Linked DNA regions of Homo sapiens: region 1 is linked to region 2. The links are chromatin contacts, found by Hi-C or POLR2A ChIA-PET in ENCODE. All regions are on one chromosome and are shown on one strand. The core of a region is the stretch at or near the end of the contact, and the rest is flanking DNA. Distances in the headings are between cores, read along the strand shown.

What was found. Hi-C counts contacts between places; a loop is a spot of excess contacts on that map. ChIA-PET counts read pairs that join two places held with the same protein, here RNA polymerase II (POLR2A). Pooled maps may share reads with other maps.
Region 1: a map of PC-9 shows a loop between it and region 2 (3-fold over the local background). The contact joins the promoter of NHS-AS1 here to the promoter of NHS in region 2. A Hi-C loop is called at or near these places in 2 of 168 maps with a recorded cell type or tissue (PC-9 and posterior cingulate gyrus) and 1 of 50 pooled maps. POLR2A ChIA-PET finds 5 or more read pairs at or near these places in 1 of 52 experiments (PC-9).

Annotation. Positions count from the first base shown.
Region 1 is chrX:17,556,252-17,562,654 of GRCh38, reverse strand. It overlaps NHS-AS1 (NHS antisense RNA 1), which reads left to right and starts at 3,528. Exons shown (of 3, transcript NR_046632.1): 1 at 3,528-3,547; 2 at 5,271-5,457. All of the region lies in intron 1 of NHS (NHS actin remodeling regulator), which reads right to left. The region is part of intron 1 of LOC101928389 (a long non-coding RNA gene); the gene reads right to left.
Region 2 is chrX:17,371,200-17,377,858 of GRCh38, reverse strand. It overlaps NHS (NHS actin remodeling regulator), which reads right to left and starts at 2,659. Exons shown (of 9, transcript NM_001291867.2): 1 at 1,537-2,659. The coding sequence starts at 2,101.

The DNA.
Region 1 (6,403 bases), core at 2,279-4,778, 180 kb before region 2:
GGATAGAAATATTTATCAAGACCATAACTATGAGAAAGTCTTCCTCCCCAACAATCTACATACCCACCCCTTTGTGATTATAGCAGCCACCATCTGTGCCCTCCCCATCTCCCTTATACCTCTCACCTCAGTTCACTGCACCTGACTTCCAAAGACCCCTACCTGTGTCTCTGTGCCTGGCTTTTTCCCATAACTGATGAAGGCCACTATACCCACAGGTTTGGCCTGAAATTCTGGGGAATTAGCAACTTCCAGGAGCATCTCTCAACAAATGATTCTTAGTAGTTGGGAGTATAAATATCCCAGCTGCCTCACCCCTCAGGTGGGATAACTCTGAGTTTTATGCATAGCCTCCCAGAGTCTCCCTTGGGATTCAGCTCCAGTTACTCACAGTAGCAATTCACTTAATAACCCTTCCTTGGCTTCATTGCCTTTCCTAACCCCCTTCTCCTCTCTTCCTACCAGTTTTTCCACCACCTCTCAAATAAACTGCTTACACTTGAGGTCTTGTTTTAGGGTTTGCTTCTGAGGAACCCAACCTAAGATGGTCATTCCCAACCCATTTATAGAATCTACAATTTCAGAACAGTAGCATAGGGTTTTTCTACAGTACACACACATACACACGTACTAAGGAAAAGGGTGAGAACAAATATTAGGGAAGATGAAAGCCAGAAACACCAAACCTTGGTTCATGTGGAGTAGGAGTCTATTCATGACCAACATATGAATTTAGATCCCTCATATCATCCTCCAAGATTAGACAAACGTGCCCCAGTTCCCTAATCTTCCCTCTCACAACCCCTTAAGACCTTTCAACATTTTATTGCCCTATTTTGGGAGATTAGCATCATGATTTCTGTTCTTGGGGTTTATTCCCTGACTGCTTCAGTGACTTATTTCTCATTAAAACTTCACCCATGAACCTGGGTCACTTCTTTATTTTCTAAAAGTGGGCACCAAGCAGTGGACGGCTCTCCAAGCCCAAATCCAGCATTCCTGCCAAGCCAAGCCAGTACCTTGGGAAGGCATGATGTGTGTGTGTGTGTGTGTGTGTGTGTGTGTGTGTGTGTGTGTGTGCGCGCGCGCGCGCGCGCATGCACTTGCATGTGTGAAGAACTCAAAGTAACTCTATCCAGTGGCTTGAGGAGTATAGACGTAGACTCCTCTTGGCTCTTCCTCCTCCCTTCAAAACCCTACAAGACGGGACTTTTTAATACAAAATTGAAACTTGTGTCAATCCTCTTCTCCTTCCCAGACGCTGGAATGGAGATAGCACCTCTGAATCCTCCCAAGTGGATGATCTGGCAAAGGTAAGGGGCAAGACTTGTAGGGATTAGAACTGAGGAAAGAGCTAGGGAAATATTTTTATTTCTGCCTGTTCCATCACCACAGATACTGTTTCTCACTATTACAGAGCAACAACATCTATTCAGCCAAGGAAAATAGAGTCAATGGGAAATTCGAGGGAACTTAGAACAAGATTAAGCTCATGGACCTTATGTCCTGGATGGCCAGTCTGGAAGAGCATAGGGATACCCAAGACTTTCCCTACAAGCCAGGCCTCACTGGACATTAATTTGCTGTAGGTTCGTTTCTGAGAGAATGAGCTATCTGTAGAGAAATAGGAGTGGCTTTTGAGTAGAAATGGTGGGCAGGCATGAAAGGGGGTGACATTATCCTCTGATAAGCATTCTGGGAGACTGTGATGTTGAAGACCAAAATAATTTAAAGGCCACTGGGAGGCCCTGGAGAAAAGGGCCTTTGGGTGGGACCGTTTGCTTGTGCAGGCACAGCCAGCAGAGTAAGCCTCTAGCTTTGAATTCAGTTGTTGAGGAACAACTTAAACTTGAATGTCTAAAGAATGTGATCACCTGAAAAACAATAGGAGGCTTTGTTCCAGGCAGAGAGAAAATAAGGGAGCATTCGGTTCTTGCAAATCTTTATGCTGGGGCCAGTAGAGTCTGTTTTCTAGCAAAAGGCTGTTTGAAGTGTGTTTATATGTCCACATAGTGCTGAACCATGTGCTGGGGTTAAAGATGACAACAAGTCAGAATATTCATACCATCCCGATCTCATGGGGCTGCCCATCATGTAATAGCAGGATGATTCAAGGTGGCAATGATGTACCTGTTGCCTGGTCTCCCATACACAGAGAGCTGAACTGAGAGAAACTATGAGGTCCCAAAGTGGGGTAAAGTGCCTGTGGAGAAACTTTTGTCCAACTCTGAACTTGCAGGTTTTTGTTTTTGTTTTTGTTTTCCTCATTGGAAGTCCAAGATACAGAAATTATTCTTTCAAATAGAGGAGTGCAGGAAATCCAATCCTGAAGATCTCCTTCCAGTTGGCTAGCCTGTGACCCAGAAATCACTACCATGAATCAACGTGAAAGTATGCCAAGCCACCCTGAGTAAGTTAAACAGGGCTTGGAAGCAGGCAGCCCAAAGGAGAGAGGGCTGGCTCTGATATCAACCTCGAGATATCAGATTACAAGACTGAAATGGGAGCCTCTAAGTTCCTTAAACAAGCGGCCTTCAAAATGCAGAGTGTGCACTCTAGGGGTAAGGAAAAACATTAGACTATGTGTATATGTATGTATATTTATGTACTGTTAAACGGTCTGTTTTTATGTTTTTTTAAATATAAATTGGGTTTTTCTAGCAGACTCAGATACAAGGATTCCAGGGTAAAGAGTTTACTTCAGAGCTGCAGGGAACCCTGATAGGGCGATGGGGAAGTAAAACAGGGAAGAGAAGGAAGTCAATAAAGAGAGAGTTAGCGAGTAACTGGAGCTTAGTCTCACAGGGAGAAGCTGCAAAAGAAGCACAGAATGTCCGCTATTAAGTATTCTCCCGGGGGCAAGGGAGCTGGGATATTTACACCTTGGTTCCCATTATTAAGTGGATGAGGGCTCTTGGGAGGTGTCTGAATTCCCTTGCATGTCTGGACTGCCCAGGGAGCCAGCAGAGGGGTCTTCTCCATCTTTAGAGAAAGACTGCAGGCAAAGAGATGAAGAATCTGGCAGTTGGCTATCAAAAGAAGGCTTCCTCTAAATGTGAAAGGTTAGGGATATGGGCAGGGGCCTAGAAACTGTTACAGTAAGTAACTTATTAATACAGCAACACGTGCATATAATTCATAAATAAACAGTATGGATTTTTGCTCTACTTTTTTTCTTCAATGGGGGTGCACGGAGGCCAATGCCTTAGCCCAGGTTCCAGCTAAAAGCACCCTGCCTCATCTCAGCTGACTCAGGAGGCTTGAATCAAGCCTCTGCTTAAAGATCTCTGAAGTCAAGTACTACAATCTTTCTTGGATGCAAAGGCCAGTATGTAGCAGTAAATCAACCAGTGGGGATGGTGTGTATCCTAGTGGCAGGCAGGCCTCCACAAAGAACATGTTTACATGGACCTCTATCTCATGGTGTTGTATTTCCTTCTAGGCACTAGCTCCTCTCCTCTACTAAGCCAAAATCTCAAAGGCTAGCATACATTGGAGCATCTTCCCTTGATGGAACAGCCCTCTCAGGGAGCCACATAGAAAACAGGTAGATTTGCACCACATCTGATGCTTTTGCTACCCTGGACATGAGAAACTGCTTATATATAACTTGGATTATCCTATCCACCCCTGGGAGATAAAAAGGCATTAGAGTTTTGAAGAAGATTGGTCTTTACTTTCTTTAAGAAATTCTATTTGTTGAATGAATGTGTATATGAATGTAAAAATGAATCAATGAATGCATGAAACTTTAAGTTTATAATAGGAAATTAATCTTGGGGTCAAATGAGAAATTATGAAGATCCATTCTTTTCATGGCATCCCAAAACTGTCACCCTTCAAAACAATTTGCACAGCCTGCTCATGAAGGGGTACATAGCATTTTGGAAGGTAAGAGACCTGGAGGAAACTTTCCTCACCTTGTCAGGTGCCTACTTTGTGCTGATCACTGCCCTAGGACTAGCACATGTTTTCTTGTATATTTAATCCTCCAGGAAGCTTTGAGATAGGTACCATTCCTCTCATTTGACAGATCAGAAGACTAGCTTTTTAAGACTGTAAGTATCTGTCAGCAAATCACACAGCTGGTAACAGGTGGAGCAGGGGTCAGAACTTAGCTCTGTGGCTACGAAGCCCATGTACGTCTTACTGTTCCACAATGCCTTCTTTACGACTCTAGCCAACGGGCACTCTTGGAAAACAGACTTCTGAAAGGTACTGTTACCATTGACTCCACAAAGGTATAGTTGAAGAAATAAAAGCACTTTTGATATGATACTGACATCTCTCTAAATCTAGTAATGAGAAAATATCCTTAATTAATTTTGTCATTGATTATGATGTACATTGTGGAGAATGAGATGGGGGCAGGAGGCACAGGAAAGATTTAGTAGCAGCCAGAAATGTGGCTGCTGCCACTGAGGATTAAGGAGTTTGTAACGCCAGGAATCAGTTCTAATTCACCTTTAAATATGTTTTTTCTCTTAAAAATTTATTGTAAGATATTTCAGACATATTGTACTAGGCAAGCCTCTAAGGGCTCCCCCAATGATCCCTGCTTCCTGGTATTCATGTTGTTGTGTAAATCCCTCCACTTGAGTGTCGGCTGTACCTAGTGACTGACTTCCAATGAACAAAATACAGCAAAAGTGATGGGATGTCACTTTTGTAAGTAGGTTATAAAATATTGTGACTATTCTCTCTCTCTCAAAACCCTCACCCTGATAAATCTGGCTGCCAGGTTGTGAGTTGCCCTATGAGGTGGGACACATTGCAACAAACTAAGGGAGGCCTTTGGGCAACACCCAGTGAAGAACTGAGGCCTTGGTCCAATGGCCCATGAGAATCCAAATCCTGCCAACAACCATGTGTGTAAACTTCGAAGTGGACCTTCTGAGGCCTGCCAACAGCTATATGAGCAAGCTTGCAAGCAAATCCACCCCAGTTGAGCCTTGAGATGCTACAGTCCCAGCTGACACCTTAATGCTGCCGGTGAGAGCCGGAGCAGAGGACCCAGTTAGACTGTGCCCAAACTCCTGGCCCACAGAGACTGTGAGATCGTAAATATGTGTTGTTTTAAGCTGATAAGCTCTGGGGTGATTGGTTATGCAGTGATAGACAACTAATGCAAAAAGGTATAAAGAATAACCTGGTGAATACTTGTGTATGGCCCATGTAGCATGCAGCCTTAGAAAAAAACAAATTACAAAGATACTTAAAGCCCCTTCCTTGTATTCTACCTTCATCACTTTCCCCTCCTTCCTCTCCAGATGCTCTCTGGAACCAGACTGAAATTGAAATGCAAGATATATATATATATATATATATCACAGAATCTCTGTCACTAAATATTCTCCCAGAGGCAAAGGAGCTGGGATATTTACACCCTGACTCTCATCATTAAGTGGATGGCTCTTGGAGGGTATTTGAACTCTCTCACACATCTGGACTGCCAAGGTAACCATCAGAGGGGTCTTCTCTGTCTTTAGAGAAAGCTTGAATACACACACACACACACACACACACACACACACACACACACACAAAATCCCCCTTAACAACAAATAGCTTTGTATATATTTACCTATCTATATATAAATGGTATTATATTTCATGTATCTTTCTGCAATGAGATATTTTCCTCAACAGTACGTTATATATATATAGATATATATATATATCCATGTTTTAAGCCAGTCAACTTTCATTCCTGTATAGTAGTCCATTTTTTAGTTACAACACAATTTATCCCTCCTCCCACCAATCATAAGGTACGATATTTTGTTAAGTCATATGAAATTGCCAATGTTCAGCCATTTTTTGCCTACAAAAATAGCTCTTTCATATGATCCAACCTAACCGATTTTCATACACACAAACAACGGCCCTTTACTGACAATGATAATGCTACTGATGGTAATTATTATATCATTATCTAAACTGATTCTTGGAATGGGCATCTGAGTCAGACAGCCCTGGCTGTAGAGCTCAACGCTGCCACTTCCTACCAGTACAGCTTTGGGAAAATTACTTAACTTCTCTCCATTTTCTTCATCTATAAAGTGGAGATGATGCTAGTAACTACTTTATAGAGCTAAGTAAGGATTTCATATGATGATGAACATACAGCCAGGTACATGGTGAGTACCCAGTAAGCATCAGCTCTTGCTGTGGTTGTTTCTTTAATCATCTTTGTGATGGACTTAAACCTGACATTGACCCTTTTCCACACTAAGGCTCTATAGAGGAGCCCTCCTGGCATGGCCATTTGCGTGGTCTGTGCAGCCTTCGCTTCTTGCTCCAGCTTGCCCTCCTTGCCTTCCCCAGACTCCTGTTTCTTCTGGCTTTGGCCAGAAATTCCAAGAGAAAATCTTCTCTCATCTTGGATAAGACTTCTAAATCA
Region 2 (6,659 bases), core at 1,410-3,909:
TACGGCAGTCCTAATTCTTTCCAGAACTCATCCCCGGAATTGCCCTTTTAAACAACCAGTCATTAACCCAACTCCGGGTCTTTTATAGCTGCGAAAACCGATCGAGCACATCATTTATTCATTACGCTTATTACTATTGTTATTGCAGAAAAGCAGTGAATTCCCGGGACGGGGTTCAAAGGGTTTTTCGGAGGAGGAGGGGAAGAGGGAGAGAACACGCGGGCGGGCAGGGACCGCTGGGAGGCTGAGCTGGGCTGTGGGGCAGAGGTGCCCGGAAATCCCCAGGGAAGGATGCCTCCAAAGCGCCTCCGCCCCGCGCGCTCCTAGGCCACTGCGCACCGGCGCAGCTGCGGCAGCAACCTAGGAAGCTTCTTACGTAAGTCAGAGCCGCTGACATCACCTTCGCCGCGAGCGTCGCAGCCTGACTAGGCGCCAAAGGACCGTCGCGCCAACCCAGCGCCCCTGTCTACCTCCTGGGTCGTTCCTAAATGATTCTGCCGTCGCCAGATTTGGACGATCCGGAGCCAAGGGGACCGCCCTTGGAAGGGAGATGACATAGAATGACTATTTATTGGGAGCCCTTGGGTGTCGTAAAAGCGAAGTCAACGGACAGCAAAGACGCCCAGGGGTCTCCCAGACTTCCTTCCTCGTCGTTTCCCTGCAGCCCGCCTAGCAGACTAGTTCATACCTAAGTCCACGTGCCAGTAAATTTGGGCGACAGTGCACCGGGGAGGAGGAAGATAGTCTGTGGGATCCTCTGCGGGCAGATGGCACAGAGCCATTTAGTAGGAACCCTGGGCTGTTCAGAGCAGAAAAGATGCCCAGGGGTCTCCTCCATCTCCCCGGGGCCCCTGACACTCCCACCCTCATCTCTCCCTGACCCTCCCCGCGGCCCCTCCGGGCCACAAGGGTTTTCGGCAGAAGCACTACGAAGTTCAGTCTAGGAGGCGAGCAGCGCCACGCTACGTCGCACACGAGGGCAAGGCACAAGTTCGGAGCTCGGGGCAGCACCTGAGGTCACAGCGAGTGACGAAACAGCCGCGGTGCTGCAGCAGTCTCAAAAGAACACTCACTACTCCTGGAACCCCCAACCCTGAACATGCATGGTGTGGGCTACAGGGCTCAGGGCTGGGCTTCTGGAAACCACAGGAGTTGCAACCCTCCTCCCTACGCCCCGTGAAGGACGTGAAAGGCGAGCCCCGGTGGTGAAGGACAGACCCTCTCTGCCTCCTGTGCTCCCCATAAACGCTCCCTTTCTGCTCCTTCTCAGCCCACGCTGCCTGCGACTTCAGAGGTCGCCCTTTTAACTTTCCACCGTCCACGTCTGCATCACTGAATCGGGGTCCAGCCCAGCCACTCAGCCCCAGGAGGATTGGGGTGGGTCCCAGGGGATGGGAAGGGTGGGAAGGCGAGAGTAGTAAGGTGCAAGCTGCAACCGGAGCGGCGCCGCGGGGCTGGGATTGCCGCTGCTGGGGAGGGCGCGAGGGTGCGGCGCAGAAACCCATAGCCTGGCGGGCGGACGGCGCGGGTACTCACGCACTGCCTCCTGCTTAGGGTCAAGCGTGCTGAGGACGCGCTGCACGCCGCCGAGCTTGCCCTGCAGCGCCCAGACGCGGCGGTGGGTGAGCTGGATGTCGCTCTCGAGCTCCTGGAAGAGGCTGCAAGCGTGCCGGGCCACGTCCGAGAGCTGCCGGAGGACACGGGCCAGAGCGGCGTTGCTGACCGCGCATAGGTCCAGCATGAGCAGCACGGCCGCCGCCGCCGCCGCCGAGGACGCCTCGCCGGCTGCGGGCGCCGCCTCCGGGATCCCCGCCGTGCTCTCCTCGCCAGCCACGGACGCCTCTCCGTGCGGCGGCTGAGTCTGGTCGGCCGGCGCGGGCAGTGGCGGCGGCGGCGGTGGCAGCCCTGAAGGTGCAGGGACGGCGCGGGCTGGCTCCTCTGGCCCTGGCGCCTCGACCTCGTCCAGGTCCCTCCGGCCCGGCGGCTGCAAGGGCGGCGGCGGCTCAGCGCTGCCTCCGCTCGCGTCCACTGCTGGGCCGGGCGCAGGGCGCCGCTGCCTGCACAGCCATTGCGGCTCCACGATCCGCTTGGCGAAAGGCATCCCGCGCAGCCAGGCGGCGACTTTCTGGTCTCCTCCAAGCGCCCCTGTGAGCTGGAGACCGGGCGCGCCCACCTGAGCAGGGAGGGGGCAGGAGTCCGGCAAAAGCGCGATCTGGCAGTCCGGATACGCAGGGGGCTTCTCTGCTCACCTTGCCTCCTCTTCCCCGCCCTCTCCCTAGCAAATCAGTCCAGCCAGTCCTCCTTTGGGTGCACCGTTCCCTGGGGAGGATGACAAGCGCTCCGCACAGAAATTTAGGGGTGCGCCTGGTCTCTTCTCACTTGCTTCCAACCAGGGTCGACTGGCTCAACTCCATCGTTTCTGTGCTCGCCGTCGCCACCCCGGCCACTGCCGTCGCCGCCGCCTATATAAATGGGCGTGCGTGTGTCTGTGTGTGTGTGGGTGAGTGGGTGGGTGGGTGTGAGTGTGTGCGCGCGCCTCAGTTTGAAAGTACCCCGGCGCAGGCCTCTCCCCGCGCGCCCCTCGGCCGCTCCGGGGAGCGATTGCGCCCGGGATCTCTCTCCCTGGCTGGGCGGGGAGGAGGTTTCGGAAAGGCGCTCTGAAAACCCGGAGAGAGGAATCTGCCTCCAGCCCGGGCGCAGGAGGCCGCGCGGGGGTGACGGGGCGGACGCAGGGCGGGGGAGGCCGGGGCGAGGGGGGCGCAGCGCCCTGTGCGGCCGCTGGGAGTCACTGGTGGCCTCGCCGTGCTGGGCGCGTTCAGGCGCAAAGACACTTCCTCACATCCAAGGGGTTGGAATTGAGACTGTCAGCGTGGTGGGGGCGGGGAGTCCTCAAGTTGGGAGTAGGGGTGTGGGCAGTAAGCGCAGAGGGAAGAGGGTGGGGTATTGAGGATGCGGCAGATTTGGCGTGTTGGAGCAAGTTTTTCGCCGAATTCCAGCTCTGTACAAGACCTTTGGGTTCTTACAGGGAAAACTGGGCTGCTCCTTGGAGATCCCCGGGCTCTATGAACGCAAGGAGACAACTGGGGAGGGCAAAGGGCGTAGGCGCATCTCCATGTGGCCAGAGCAGCCAGAGTGCTGTTTATACCCCTTCCCAGGCATCACGTGGCCCCCTGTTTTGGGCACGGGCTCTATAGAATATCGTGAATGAGACCCAAACCACCAATGAGCAAAATCCCCAGAAAACTGCTTACGAAACTCATTGCACGTTGGGTGAGATAAACGGCATTACCTCCTCGTCACCCTACTGTGCTGATCATACACAGGATTTTTAAAGTTCTCCATCAGAGAGATGATGATTTACAGAAGAAGGGAAAGTTTTCCCCTTCAGTTAACTGAAAGGTATAATTTCTAAAAAGGCATGCATTTTCGATTGCAGCAGGCTGCAGGCTGTATGCCGTCAGTAAAAAGAGTTTGGGAAATGTTAATAAAACACGTGCTTTCATGCCTCCAAAAAGTATACTGTAAAAATATTTTTTATTTTAAAGCCACAAGCCAGATCTTGGGAATGCAGCCTCTTTTCGTGTTTCTAAAGAGAACATGGAAAAAATATGTTTTATGGCAACAATAAAGTCCTCCAGACCTGCGGTGGTGTCTCCTCTCCTCCCTCTAAAGGCGGGAGAGGGAGGAGGCTCCAACAGTCAGCACTTTGGACTGGCCCACGCTTTGGTTTTAAAGGCTTCAACAGACCCTTGTCTTATTCTACAAAACAAAAAAAAAAAAACAAAAAAAAACCAAAATTTTCGGCAAGGACATATCCTTGTTCATAAAAGATCCAGGCTGAGGCTTTGGGGGTAAAGGGCCATGATGTCTGCAAAGTACACATAAATGTTTCAGTAACAACAAGAAGAAGAATGATGATAATAAAGATGTGTATGTATGAAGGGAGAAAAAAACAAAATATGGCAAAATGTTCAAAATAGTCTAGGTTAAGGGCATATCAGGGTTCATTGTACATTTCTTGCAACTTTAAATTTGGTTTTGTTTCCAAATAAAAAATGAAAGAAAAGAATATTTTGGAACAAGGTCTTTTAAGGTTTGTTTTTTATCTCACAAATCTGAAAAGCGTTGAGCTAGCTGTTTTTAAATTGAGCTTGACTTTTTAATACGTTCAAAATTCTGAACATGAGTTCTGCTGGGTAGGCAAGCCAGACACTTCTCCCTAAACACATGGAAGCATGGAGAACAATGAGGGATATTAAAGGCATCTGGTTAGCAAGCCTTGTGGCAACAGGCTGCCCTGCCTCTCACTCTCCCTTACCTAGCACTGTCCTATTAATAGCAAGGGTGCCAGTGGAGCGGGCCCATCTGAGCATTGACAGGGGCAATGAATAAGTGGTGTGGGACTCTCACTCCTAAAGGGAGTTTCAGATTATTGGCAAGTTCCTTCCAGGGCTCCCAAAATAAGTGATCAGAAAGGAAGGGCAAAGGCCCAGGAGAGAAAGGGTTCAAGGGGGTAATTAAGCTAAAAAACAGGCCAGCTACCTTAGTGTCTGCCCCCAAGTGATCAGCTCAGATTCAAGCCGAGATTTCAAAATGATTCAAAGCACAGTTCAAGGATGCAAAAAGGAGTGCCCTCTTTGTAATCTCCTTGACTCTGACTTGTGTGCTAATAAAGCCCTTTGGTTAAAATTTTAAAAACCTTTAATTTTGGCTTTTGATCTCCTTCATTCTCGCTGTCCCCTCCCCTTCCTTTGGTGGTGGTCCCCAGTGACCTTTCCAAGAGCACATTACGTTTTTGTTTTTGTTTTTGTTTTTGTTTTTGTTTTTGTTTTATTTGGGGAGAAAGACACCCTCCTTCAAAGTCACCAAAACCAAACCTAATACAAATGATCATATTCATTGATATGGTTGGTTGATGTTTTCCCAGTCCTCTGTAAGATATGAATAAAGGTATCTTTAGAAAATGTAACGATTGTTTTACATTAGTGACACCATCTAAATAAAAAACTGCTAGCTTTGGGAAGGCAGCTTCAAGACAGCCTGCTGGCCCCATCCTACCCTTTTCCCAACTCAAGTCCCTCCCATGTGAATTACCCCCACACACACACCCCTACACACATTTTTGGGTTTTATTCCTGCTTTCTAGAACTAAAATACTGAAATTTTAAAAAGGGTAGCAACACATGTAATCCTGACAGGACATGTGAATAGTCTTAAGCTGATGAGTTTTCAGCATACGTGGGAGCTGTGTCTTTCTTGTTTAAATCCTGAATTGTGACATTTTACTCCAAATTTTCCCACAAAAAGTTCTGATGAAGTCAAGGTTGCTTTCTAAAGCCAGGTTGTTACACCTGATTGTTACACCAGATTGTTATGTGTGTGTTGATCTCTCCCAATCACACCGCCTCCCCACTATTCATGTACACATGTTTATTTACCGTGCACTTGTAGCCAAAATAGAAGGGAAAGGAAACATTTTTAAATGGCCCCATCGCCTAATTCCCAGCAGTCATTCATGCAGCTCAAAGGCCAGCACAATTCGCCCATAAATTCAAATGTTTAGTCAGTATAAACTGTATGCCATTGTAAAATGAATGAAAGATCCTGTCTGTGTCACCACGCCCCACAGTTACATTCTTGCCTGCTCCAGCCCAGAAGGAAGAAGGGCTTTGCTGAACTTGAAGATTGGCATTGAGAGCACCGTGAAGCGCCACTGTCCTCAACCTGGCTGTCCTCATGCCTCCACGGAACCCTAGTCAGGCTTCCTATAGAACCTCACAAGCGGCAAAGCAGAGATTCCTAAAACACTCTTCGCTAAAAATGTTCTGATTTGAATATCCTACCATTATTTATACTTGAAAATATTTCTTTTGGCTAAGAAATGCCAGGAGATACACGGGGCACATTAGCATAATCATTGAATTATAGTGACTGAAGTGTCTTTTCCTCCACCTAATTGAACCTATTCCTCATTTAATCAATGTAATCTACTCCTAAAAAGTCCTGCCACTAAGTAAAAACCTGTTAAATAAAAAATATTTGCATTAATTTTATTGGAAAAAATTATGAGCATTCCATCCCAACTTAAGTTACTTAAACCATTTCACAGATAGAAAACTATAGCAAGTTTACATAGGTGAAGGGCTACAATTTGAAAGTAAATAAATATAGTTTGTACATAAAATGCAATGTTATAATATCTCATGAAGGAAGAAGAGCAGATTTGAAATTGGGTGGTGAGGAGTGGAGGAGGGTGAGGTTGTCATTCTTGGGAAATCGTTGGAGAGTCATGTGGTTCACAATGAAGCAGAAAACTTTTTCGAGCTCATGGCTATACTACACTTAAACTGCACTTACAAATAAAGTTACAGTACAGAACAACACCTTAAGGGAAAAATAAAGGATAAACTTCAGAGAGCCTTAAAACATATGGAAAGAGCTCATACACATAGCCGACTGAAGGGTCACAGAAAGATGTTACTCACTCCTCTCTCTCCCACACCAGGAGGCCACCATTGTCAGGCTTTCCAAGAGTTTCTGCAAAGTTTAATGTTAGTTGCTGAGCTCTGAGAGTCCCCAAATCCCTCTTTCCTTTAGTTTTGCTGGCTCATGGGAGGAAGTTCACAGCCCATGGTGGTATGCCATCTTGAATGAGGAAG